Linked DNA regions of Homo sapiens: region 1 is linked to region 2. A link is an interaction called in ENCODE POLR2A ChIA-PET data of the cell type or tissue named here. Cell type or tissue: B cell. All regions are shown on one strand.

The links. ChIA-PET counts read pairs that join two places held together with the same protein. Peaks named below come from ENCODE experiments on the same cell type or tissue, not always from the same donor. Only the 100,000 strongest peaks of a DNase experiment are listed, where the experiment ranks them.
Region 1: POLR2A ChIA-PET joins it to region 2 with 11 read pairs; 2 of 35 experiments call an interaction of 5 or more read pairs at or near these places.

What each region holds. Positions count from the first base shown.
Region 1 is chr1:43,826,785-43,831,784 of GRCh38, forward strand. The region is part of intron 4 of ST3GAL3 (ST3 beta-galactoside alpha-2,3-sialyltransferase 3); the gene reads left to right. Among named protein-coding and RNA genes, the nearest start is that of MIR6079, 9.3 kb to the right of the region's middle. In B cell, no CTCF peak of the experiment used is centred here; no DNase peak of the experiment used is centred here.
Region 2 is chr1:43,667,038-43,672,037 of GRCh38, forward strand. It overlaps KDM4A (lysine demethylase 4A), which reads left to right. Exons shown (of 22, transcript NM_014663.3): 8 at 1-54; 9 at 735-982; 10 at 2,063-2,262; 11 at 4,468-4,838. It overlaps LOC124904165 (a long non-coding RNA gene), which reads right to left and starts at 795. Exons shown (of 3, transcript XR_007066050.1): 1 at 707-795; 2 at 1-75. RefSeq lists an enhancer at 1-474. In B cell, no CTCF peak of the experiment used is centred here; no DNase peak of the experiment used is centred here.

The DNA.
Region 1 (5,000 bases), 160 kb after region 2:
CAGCTTCAAAAATCAATTAATGCATATTCTGTTACATCAACAGGCTAAAGAAGAAAAATCATATAATCATATCCATAGATGTAAAAAAACCATTTGATACAATCCAATACCTATTCATGATTTTTAAAAAAACTATCAGCAAACTATGAGTAGAGGGGAACTTCTTCAATTTGATCAAAAAACCTATAGCTAACATCTTGCTTAATGAGACACTGGATTCTTTTCCCCTAAGATTGAGATAAAACCAAGGATGTCCCCCCTCTCACCACTCCTGTTCAACATTATACTAAAGTCTTCACTAACACAGTAAGACAAGAAAAGGAAATAAAAGGCATACAGATTGGGAAGGGAGAAATAAAACTGTGTTCACAGATGACATGATTGTCTATGTAGAAAATCCCAAAGATTGGCAAAAACATTCTGGAACTAATAAGCAATTAAGGCAAGTTTTCAGGCTGTAAGGTTAATACACAAAAGGCAATTGCTTTTCTATATACCAGCAAGAAGCAATTGGAATTTAAAATTTAAAACACGGTGTCATTTACATTAGTGCCAAAAAAAAAGGGAAATACTTAGGGATAAATCTGATAAAATATGTGTAAATGTGTTTGTGCATAGATCCATATATGAATGAGGAAAACTACAAAACTCTAATGAAAGAAATCAAAGAAATCTAGATAAATGGATATTCCACATTTTGATAGAAGGACTCAGTATTGGGTTTTGGGGGTTTTGGGGTTTTTTTTGAAACAGGGTTGCCCAGGCTGGAGTGTAGCGGTGCAACCACGGCTCACTGCTGTCTCGACCTCCCAGGCTCAAGTGATCCTCCTACCTCAGCCTCTCAAGTAGCTGGGACTACAGGCGTGCGCTACCACACACAGCTAATTTTTTTTTTATGTTTTTTATTTTGTAGAGTCAGGGTCCGCTATGTTGCTGGGGCTGGTGTCAAACTCCTGGGATCAAGCAGTCCTCCTGCTTTGGCCTCCCAAAGTGCTAGGATTACAGGTGTGAGCCACTGTGCCCAGCCTCAGTATTGTTAAGATGTCAATTCTCTACTTGATCTATAAATTCAATGTAATCAGAATCAAAATTGCAGCAAGTCATTTTTCGAATATCAACAACTTACGTTAAAATTTATATGGAAAGGCAGAAGACCCAGAATCTACTGATGAAGAAGAAGAAAGTTGGAAGATTGACAGTACCTGACTCCAGACCTACAATAAAGCTATCAAGATACAATCAAGATAGCGTAGTATTGGCAAAAGAATAGACAAATAGATCAATAGAATAGGATAGAGATCCCATAAATTGACCCACACAAATATAGTCTGTTGATCTCTGACAAAGGAACAAAGGCAATTCAATGGAAAAAGGATAATTTTTTCAATAAATGATACTGGAATAATTAGATATCTGTATGTACAAATTAATCATTCACCTTGTACCTTTCACAAAAATTAACTCAAAATGGAACCTAAATAGACTAAATGCAAAACCTGAAACTATAATAAACTTCTGGAAGGTAACATAGAAAATTTATGTGATTTTGGGTTTGGTAATGAGTTTTTAGATATAAAACCAAAAGCAAAATTCAGAAAAGAAAAATCAGTACGTTGATTTTATTAAACTCCAAAACTTGTACTCTGTGAAGTTCACTGTTAAGTGAATGAAAAAACAAGCCACAAACTGGGGAAAAAATTGCAAACACATACCTGATTAAGGACTTGTATTCAGAATATACAAAGAACTCTTAAAACTCAACATTAAGAAAACAACCAACCCAATTAAAAAAATGGGCAAAAGAACCAAAAAGACACCCTTTCCAGATGGTCAAAAAAGATATGCAGATGGAAATAAGCATATGAAAAGATGTTTGCATTATATGTCATTAAGGAAATGCAAATTAAAACAACAGTGAAATACTATCACACCTATTAGAATGACTAAAAAAAAACCAAAAAACCTGACAGTCTCAAATGCTGACAAGGATGTGGAGCAGTAGGAACGCTCATTCACTGCTGGTGGGAATGGTTTGGCCACTTTGGAGCACAGTTTGGCCACTTTGGAGCACAGTTTGGCAGCAGCTTACAAAGTGAACATAATATGTTCTAGCAGTCACCCTCCTAAGTATTTACCCAGTGGAACTGAAAACTTATGTCTACACAAAAACCATACATGAATATTTATAGCAGCTTTATTCATAATTGCCAAGAACTGGAAGCATCAAGATGTCCTTTAGTATGTATGTGGACAAACTGTGGCACATCTAGACAATGGACTACTATTCAGCACTAAAAAGAAATGTAGTCTGTTAAAAAAAAAAACACTACTAAGGGCTTTGAAATCAGGAAATATAAAAAGTGTATTTTATGAAACAGCCACAACCAATATCCAAGGGCTTTGAAATCAGAAAGCTCTATATTCAAATCTTCCTCCTGCCATTTCCTAGTTGAATTTCTTTATTTCTTTGTTCATAAAATGGGAAGAATAATACCTATCATATAGGGCTGTTTAAGGATTAACAATAATGTAAATAAAAATAAAAACAAAACCCCAGATACTGCTGAATAATTGTTAGTTACATTCCTCCACTCTCTATTATTTTGCTTCCCAAATATATCTTACAAATATTCTTCCTGTCTATATCCACTGTTACCCCTTCAGCCAGGTCTCCTCATTTCTCTCTTGGACTAGTGCATGTCATTCATCTGCATAAAAATCCTTCAGTGGCTCCCCATTGCCTCCATCAGCAAGTCCAGGCTCCTTGTCCTAGCAGCAAGACCATGCTGTGGTCTCACAGGCTTTGTTCTGTCAGTACTACTGTATTTGCAATTCCCAATATGTGCCAGGCTCTTTTTCTGCTTTGGACCCTTGCACATATTGTATCCTCGGCTGAGAATGCCCTTCTCCTTTCTCTCTTTTCTTGACAGTACCTCCTCAAGATACCCACCCTAATTCCCAAGACCACTTTAAATTGTCTGCCTCCTCCATACCTTGTATATAATAGTGGTCGTACTTATACCCAAAGGTAATCTTTTATTTACTTACCTATTTGCTTACTGAAATTCAAGCTTTTTGAGAGTAGGAACCAAAATGGAAAACTTAGGTTCCTTAGTGCAGTGCTTCTGAAACATTTCCTCCAGAGGACCCTTAGTGGTAGAGGAGAGTGAGCATATATTGCAAAGCAACCCACTGCAAGCATAAAAATTCCTTTTTTTTTTTTTTTTTTTTTTTTTTTTTTGAGACAGGGTCTTGCTTTGTCGCCCAGGCTGGAGTTCAGTAGTGCAATCTCAGCTTACTGCAGCCTCAGCTCAAGCAATCCTCCCAACCTCAGCCTCCCCGGCCCAAGCAATCCTTACAACCTCAGCCTCCTGAGGAGCTGGGACTGTAGGCACATGCCACCATGCCCAGCTAATTAAAAAAAATTTTTTTTAAATAGAGATAAGGTCTCCCTATGTTGCCTCTGGTCTCAAACTCCTGGGCTCTAGTGAATCTTCCCACCTTGACTTCCCAAAGTGCTGGGATTACAGATGTGAGCCACCACACCTGGCCCCCCAAAAAAGAATCTTTAAGATCTTTCATTTTGCTTGTAAAAATTCTGCATTCTATACCATAGTATGTATGTGTTTTCTTAATACATTCTTCCTCATATCTTCAAGTACATGTATTGCTCCAGGAAGATACACTGGTTTGTACTGTGGCTTTGAATAACTCTAACCTCTATTACATAGCCCCTGAACTGTGACACCTGCTTTGAGAGCCTGGACTTAGTGGATTTAGGGACAATGTTATCTGGAAATCATGATAGTGACCTCTATCTTATACTGGGGACCTATAGAAGAATTGAACAGAGGATTTGACTGTGATTTTAACTACAAATTTTATGAGATATAGCCCTTCCACTGGGCTCACATAAGTGCTAGGATGCTAGTTTATAACAAGTTCCTGCACATAGATGATGGAATTGTTTTAGTGGCCCTCCCTTTCTGTCCCCTGAAGTCTCTTGACCTCCCTGCCCAATAGGCATACATTTATGGACAGCCAGTTGAATGAGAGAGAAGAATCCAAATAAGAAAAATAAATGAGCAGTTATTTTCCTTCTTAAATTATTGAAACTATGATAATAATTCAGATGAATCTAGAAGGAATAGTAAAAGCAGAAGTCAAACATTAAAACAGTAGGAACAGTGACTAATATTTGTATAACCTTTCAAAGGGCACTGTGACCCACATTGCTGTAGGTATTCACTGATCTTCCCATCAGCCCTATAAAATGTGCATTACTATAGCTATTTTAAGAGTTAAGGAAACCAGTTGTGTCTTACCTGAGGTTGCACACCTAGTAAGTAGAACTGGTGGCTTAAACTCCAATCTTCTTACCTTAAGCTGATTACACTTTACATCATAGAAAGTAGGGGCTTTGGGAAGAACAGGAGAGAGTTTTGGAGTCAGTTTTCTCTTGTCAAAAATGAAAATAATACTTACCTTAGAGTAGGACTGCTCCAAAGGTAGACAGGGCCCTGGCCAAATAACGTTTTGCAAGGCCTCTGCCTGTATAAACCAGTTGATGGGTCCATGTATGATATATTGACTTACTAAGGATTTAGAACAATGGGTAGAGAAGAGATACTTATGTATTTGTTATCCAATCAGTGCATATGAAAATTCCTTTTGCTACCCAGACACCACCAACTCTTTCTGTTCAGGTTCAGGAACCATCTCTGTGTTTTCTATTGTCAAATGTATCATTGCTGGAAAGTTTCATATCTCCTGCCACAAACAACAAGTATCTGTATTATTAGTACTCAATGCCATGGCTTTTTGGAAACTGTTTTGTGGAAACAGTGATCTTCTCCCTTCATTTCTCCAGTACCATTCAGCTCATGCTGGATACATCATTTCATGAGGCTGCGCTATCCTTCCTGAGACCTGGGAGTATCTCAAAGATGGGACTGCTTTGTTGGTCATGAACACACACCAGTGTCAGAGAGTGCAGGGAA
Region 2 (5,000 bases):
TCTACCAATTTTGCTACCCGTCGGTGGATTGAGTACGGCAAGCAAGCTGTGCTGGTAAGTCTGCTTGATTTCTTTCTATAACACCATGACAAAAATGAGCAAATTCTGGTTAGATACGTTGGCTGGTGATTAGAGTATTTCTTTGAGCTGCTGGAATTCAGAAACAAGCAGCTAGCAATGTGTCAGAGTACTAACATTTTGTGTTCATAAGGAATTTTTAAAAATGTGTTCAGAATTGGGAAGTATAAAATGAGGTTCTTAAGTCCATTAGGCATTAAAACCACATCCACACACGTTAATACTCTTGTTTATCCATTCCGAGATTTCTCTGTTGAAATTTTTAGGGGTTTCCTTTACTCTAGGGAAGCAGCAGGGTCGGGCCTTTGACTGATAGTAGTAGACTTGCTTGTGTGTTCCTGGCTTGGACAGGGAACAAGGGCAGGTGGCTCACCGTCCTGGGGGCCTAAGTGCAGAGCCTAACCACCCTCTGTGACCCCGAGTTAGTGCCCAGGTAGATTTGCCCCAGTAGCATGTGCTCTCTGCCTTTTTTTCCCTGCTTCCCTTCATGTTTGAAGGTCCTGCAAGGATAACATGCCCTCAGCCTGTGAACCAAAACAATCTGGTTATAAACCATCTTGCACTTGTTTCCATGTGGAGGGAGGAGCTAGGACGTGGGGGTGAGTTGGAAGCAGCAAGGTATGCTCACCTGGTGCTCTTCTGGTTCCTGCTGACAGTGCTCCTGTAGAAAGGACATGGTGAAGATCTCCATGGATGTGTTTGTGAGAAAGTTCCAGCCAGAAAGGTACAAACTTTGGAAAGCTGGGAAGGACAACACAGTTATTGACCATACTCTGCCCACGCCAGAAGCAGCTGAGTTTCTTAAGGAGAGTGAACTGCCTCCAAGAGCTGGCAACGAGGAGGAGTGCCCAGAGGAGGACATGGAAGGGGTGGAGGATGGAGAGGAAGGAGACCTGAAGACAAGGTAACCCAGCAGCCCTTTTGTCCTGGCTGCGTGAGGGAGGGATGTCTGGGTAGGTCCTGTAATCTGTGGAGAGGCTGTTTCTTGTTTTTTTTGTTTTGTTTTGTTTTTGTTTTTGTTTTTGTTTTTGATGGAGTCTCGCTCTGTCGCCCAGGCTGGAGTGCAGTGGTGCGATCTCGGCTCACTGCAAGCCCCGCCTCCCGGGTTCAGGCCATTCTTCTGCCTCAGCCTCCCGAGTAGCTGGGACTACAGGCACCTACAGCCACGCCTGGCTAATTTTTTGTATTTTTAGTAGAGACAGGGTTTCACTGTGTTAGCCAGGACGGTCTCGATCTCCTGACCTCGTGATCCGCCCACCTCGGCCTCCCAAAGTGCTGGGATTACAGGTGTGAGCCACCGCGCCCGGCCGAGGCTGTTTCTAAGATGCCGTTTGTGCCTTGGCTAAGGGAGTGTTCTTGGTAAAGGCTCCAGAAACCTGAGAGCCAGAGCATTCAGGCACTTTCTGAATGAGAGACCTGTAGTGGGCGTGTAGTCTGCTGGAGCAAGGCGTCAGTTATATGAGGGTCGGGGGCATTTATGTGCGAAGGTCGGGCTCCCTCTGAGCCAGAAAAGTCATGTTTTCTCATCATATCAGAGAGTCTTTTAAAAAGAAGTGTAGTGAGGATGAGACTCAAGGGCATTGGTAATGTCGTGATTTAAGTCTGCAGTGCTATTGGTGGCTGAGCCAGGGGATCTGTGCTCTGAGGAGAATTTATCCTGGGCCATATGGGAAAGAAAGGAGGAACCGTTCCTTGGTACCTGCTATATGCCAGGCACTTTGCCAGCTACTCTGCATACCTTTTCTTAATCCTCACAACAAATCTGTTAGGTGGGTGGTAATACCTGTATTTTCCAGATGATTGAACAAGGTCAGAGAGGTGAAGTCCCTTGTCTCAAGTCACAAATAAGAGGTGTCCCTGAGTTTTGAGCCAGGCCTGACAGGCTCTGGCCATTCACTTTGGGTTGTGTGTGGATGTGTATGAATGTGTTTGAGTAAGTGGATGTATATGTGGGCTCTTAAAAGATTTGCCCTCTCCCTTGCAGCCTGGCCAAGCACCGAATAGGGACAAAGAGGCACCGAGTTTGTCTTGAAATACCACAGGAGGTGAGTCAGAGTGAGCTCTTCCCCAAGGAGGATCTGAGTTCTGAGCAGTATGAGATGACGGAGTGCCCGGCAGCCCTCGCCCCTGTGAGGCCCACCCATAGCTCTGTGCGGCAAGTTGAGGATGGTCTTACCTTCCCAGGTTAGTTGACTATGGTGTATTTTCCACAACCCTAACTCATATATGTGTCCCGTGTTAGATGCCATATTGAGTGCTGGGTCAGAAATAAAAAAGGCAGAGTGACAGGTCCGTGAGCAGATAGCATACTTGGAGTGTGAGAAGTGCTTTGGGTAGGGATGTACAGGGAGGACTGGACACGTAGGGAAAAGCTCCTCCCTCTGCCTGGTCAGGGGTCAGGGAAACACTGGAGGTTTTGGTGAAGGTGACTCTTACAAGGTAAGTAGGACCTTCCCAGGCGGACAGAGAGAGAGGAGGGATGTAGAAAGGGAGTCCCAGATGGGAGGAGCAGGGCACAGGCATGGAGATGGGAATTTTTTTTTTTTTTTTTGAAATGGAGTCTTGCTCTGTCATGCAGGCTGGAGTGCAGGGGCGCAATCTTGGCTCACTGCAACTTCTGCCTCCTGGGTTCAAGCGATTCTCCTGCCTCAGCCTTCCAACTAGCTAGGACTACAGGTGCCTGCCACCATGCCTGGCTAATTTTTTTTTGTATTTTTAGTAGCGATGGGGTTTCACCGTGTTGGCCAGGCTGATCTTGAACTCCTGACCTCAGGTGATCCGCCTGCCTCGGCCTCCCAAAATGCCAAGTGGGATTACAGGCGTGAGCCACTGTTCCCAGCAGAGATGGGAAATATTAATAGCATGGTCCACTTGGGGGAACTGGTGGGGAGTTTCCCTCAATTGAATATTAGGGTGGAAGGCAGCTGTGTGACCAGAAGGTGACGCTGGAGAAATAGGAGATGATGTAGGGCTGTCTGCCATTTTCATTTGCTCACTTGGAAGCTTAAGAAGCCATTTATATTTTAAGAGAGGGAGTGGTGTGATCAGTGCTGTTTAGCAGTCACTTGGAAGGTCATTGAGGCTAGATTTGTTAGAGAAAGGCTTGTATCTGTCTTGGGTCAGGTATGACCCAAAGATGTGGTCTGCCGACAGCCAGGCAGCACTGTGGACTGACACCCTGGGCTGGGCTGGCTTCTCTTCAGCAGATTTTCTTTCCCTTTTTTCTCTTCAAATTTATTTATTTATATTGACAGATAAAATCGTGCATATTTGTCTTGTACAACATAATTTTTTTGTTTGTTTTAGAAACGGGGTCTTACTGTGTTGCCCAAGCCTTTGTGAACACAGCTCACTGCAGCCTCAACTTTCTGGGCTCAAGCAATCCTCTTGCCTCAGCCTCTCAAGTAGGTGGGACTACAGGCATACACCACGCCTGGCTAATTTTTTTTTTTTTTTTTTTTTTTTTGAGACGGAGTCTCACTCTGTCTCCCAGGCTGGAGTGCAAAGGCATGATCTTGGCTCACTGCAACCTCCGCCTCCCGGGTTCAAGTGATTCTCCTACCTCAGCCTCCCAAGTAGCTGGGACTACAGATGCTTGCTACCACGCTGGCTGATTTTTGTATTTTTAGTAGAGACGGGGTTTCACTCTGTTAGCCAGGATGGTCTCGATCTCCTGACATCGTGATCCGCCCACCTCAGCCTCCCAAAGTGCTGGGATTACAGCAGTGAGCCACCATGCCTGGCCCATGCCTGGCTAATTTTTAAATTCTGTAGAGACAGAGTCTGACTTTGTTGCCCAGGCTGGTCTTGAACTCCTGGGCTCCAGCAATCCTCCCATCTTGGCCTCCCAAAGTGCTGGGATTACAGTTTTGAACTACTGCTCCTGGTCCAACATGATTTGTGAAGTATATATAAGTTGTGGAATGGGTAAATCTAGCTGTTTAAAATACATATTCACATAGTGGTCATTTTTGCAGTGAGAACATTTAACATCCACCCTCTTAATATTTTTCAAGATCTTTAGATTTTCTAGCATGGGCTAGGTAGCCAGGTCTCTGCTGAGCTCAGACTTGCATTACCTGCAGGAGACTTTGGAGGAAATGGCAGCTGCCCCTTACTGAGTGTCTGCTGAGTGCCAGGCGGTGCTCAGGAGTCTTATTTATGAGCCCTGTAGATCTGTAGTAGCATCTTCTCATTACAGAGGAAGAAGCTGGAGGCCAGGAGGCTGAGCAAATAGCCCTGGCTCACAGTGCCCCTCAGTGACAGAGCCAGGATTGGAAGCCAGGTCCCATTCCCCGCCCATGTTCCTTGTGCTTTGCCCTCTGCCTTTCATCAGGTTCACATGTGCAGGAGGAACTTGGCTCTGTCTAATGTGTATGTGTGTTTCAGATTATTCTGACTCCACTGAAGTCAAATTTGAAGAGCTTAAAAATGTCAAACTAGAAGAGGAGGATGAGGAGGAAGAACAAGCAGCAGCTGCCTTGGATCTTTCTGTGAATCCTGCGTCTGTAGGGGGACGCCTTGTCTTCTCAGGCTCCAAAAAGAAATCATCTTCTAGCCTGGGCTCTGGCTCTTCACGGGATTCTATCTCTTCTGATTCAGAAACTAGTGAGCCTCTCTCCTGCCGAGCCCAAGGGCAAACGGGAGTTCTCACTGTGCACAGTTATGCCAAAGGGGATGGCAGGGTCACTGTGGGAGAGCCATGCACGAGGAAGAAAGGAAGCGCCGCTAGAAGTTTCAGTGAGCGGGAGCTGGCAGAGGTATGGGCTCCAGGCAGTGGTGTGGGGTGGGGAGCTGCCCTGGAGGACACCCTGTCGGGAGGGGATCTGTGTGGGGGAGGGAGGTGGATCTGTGTGATGGAGGTGCTGCAGGAGGGCAGGAGAGACCCTCAGTCAGTGCCTCTAGCCAGCAGTGGTTGTGTC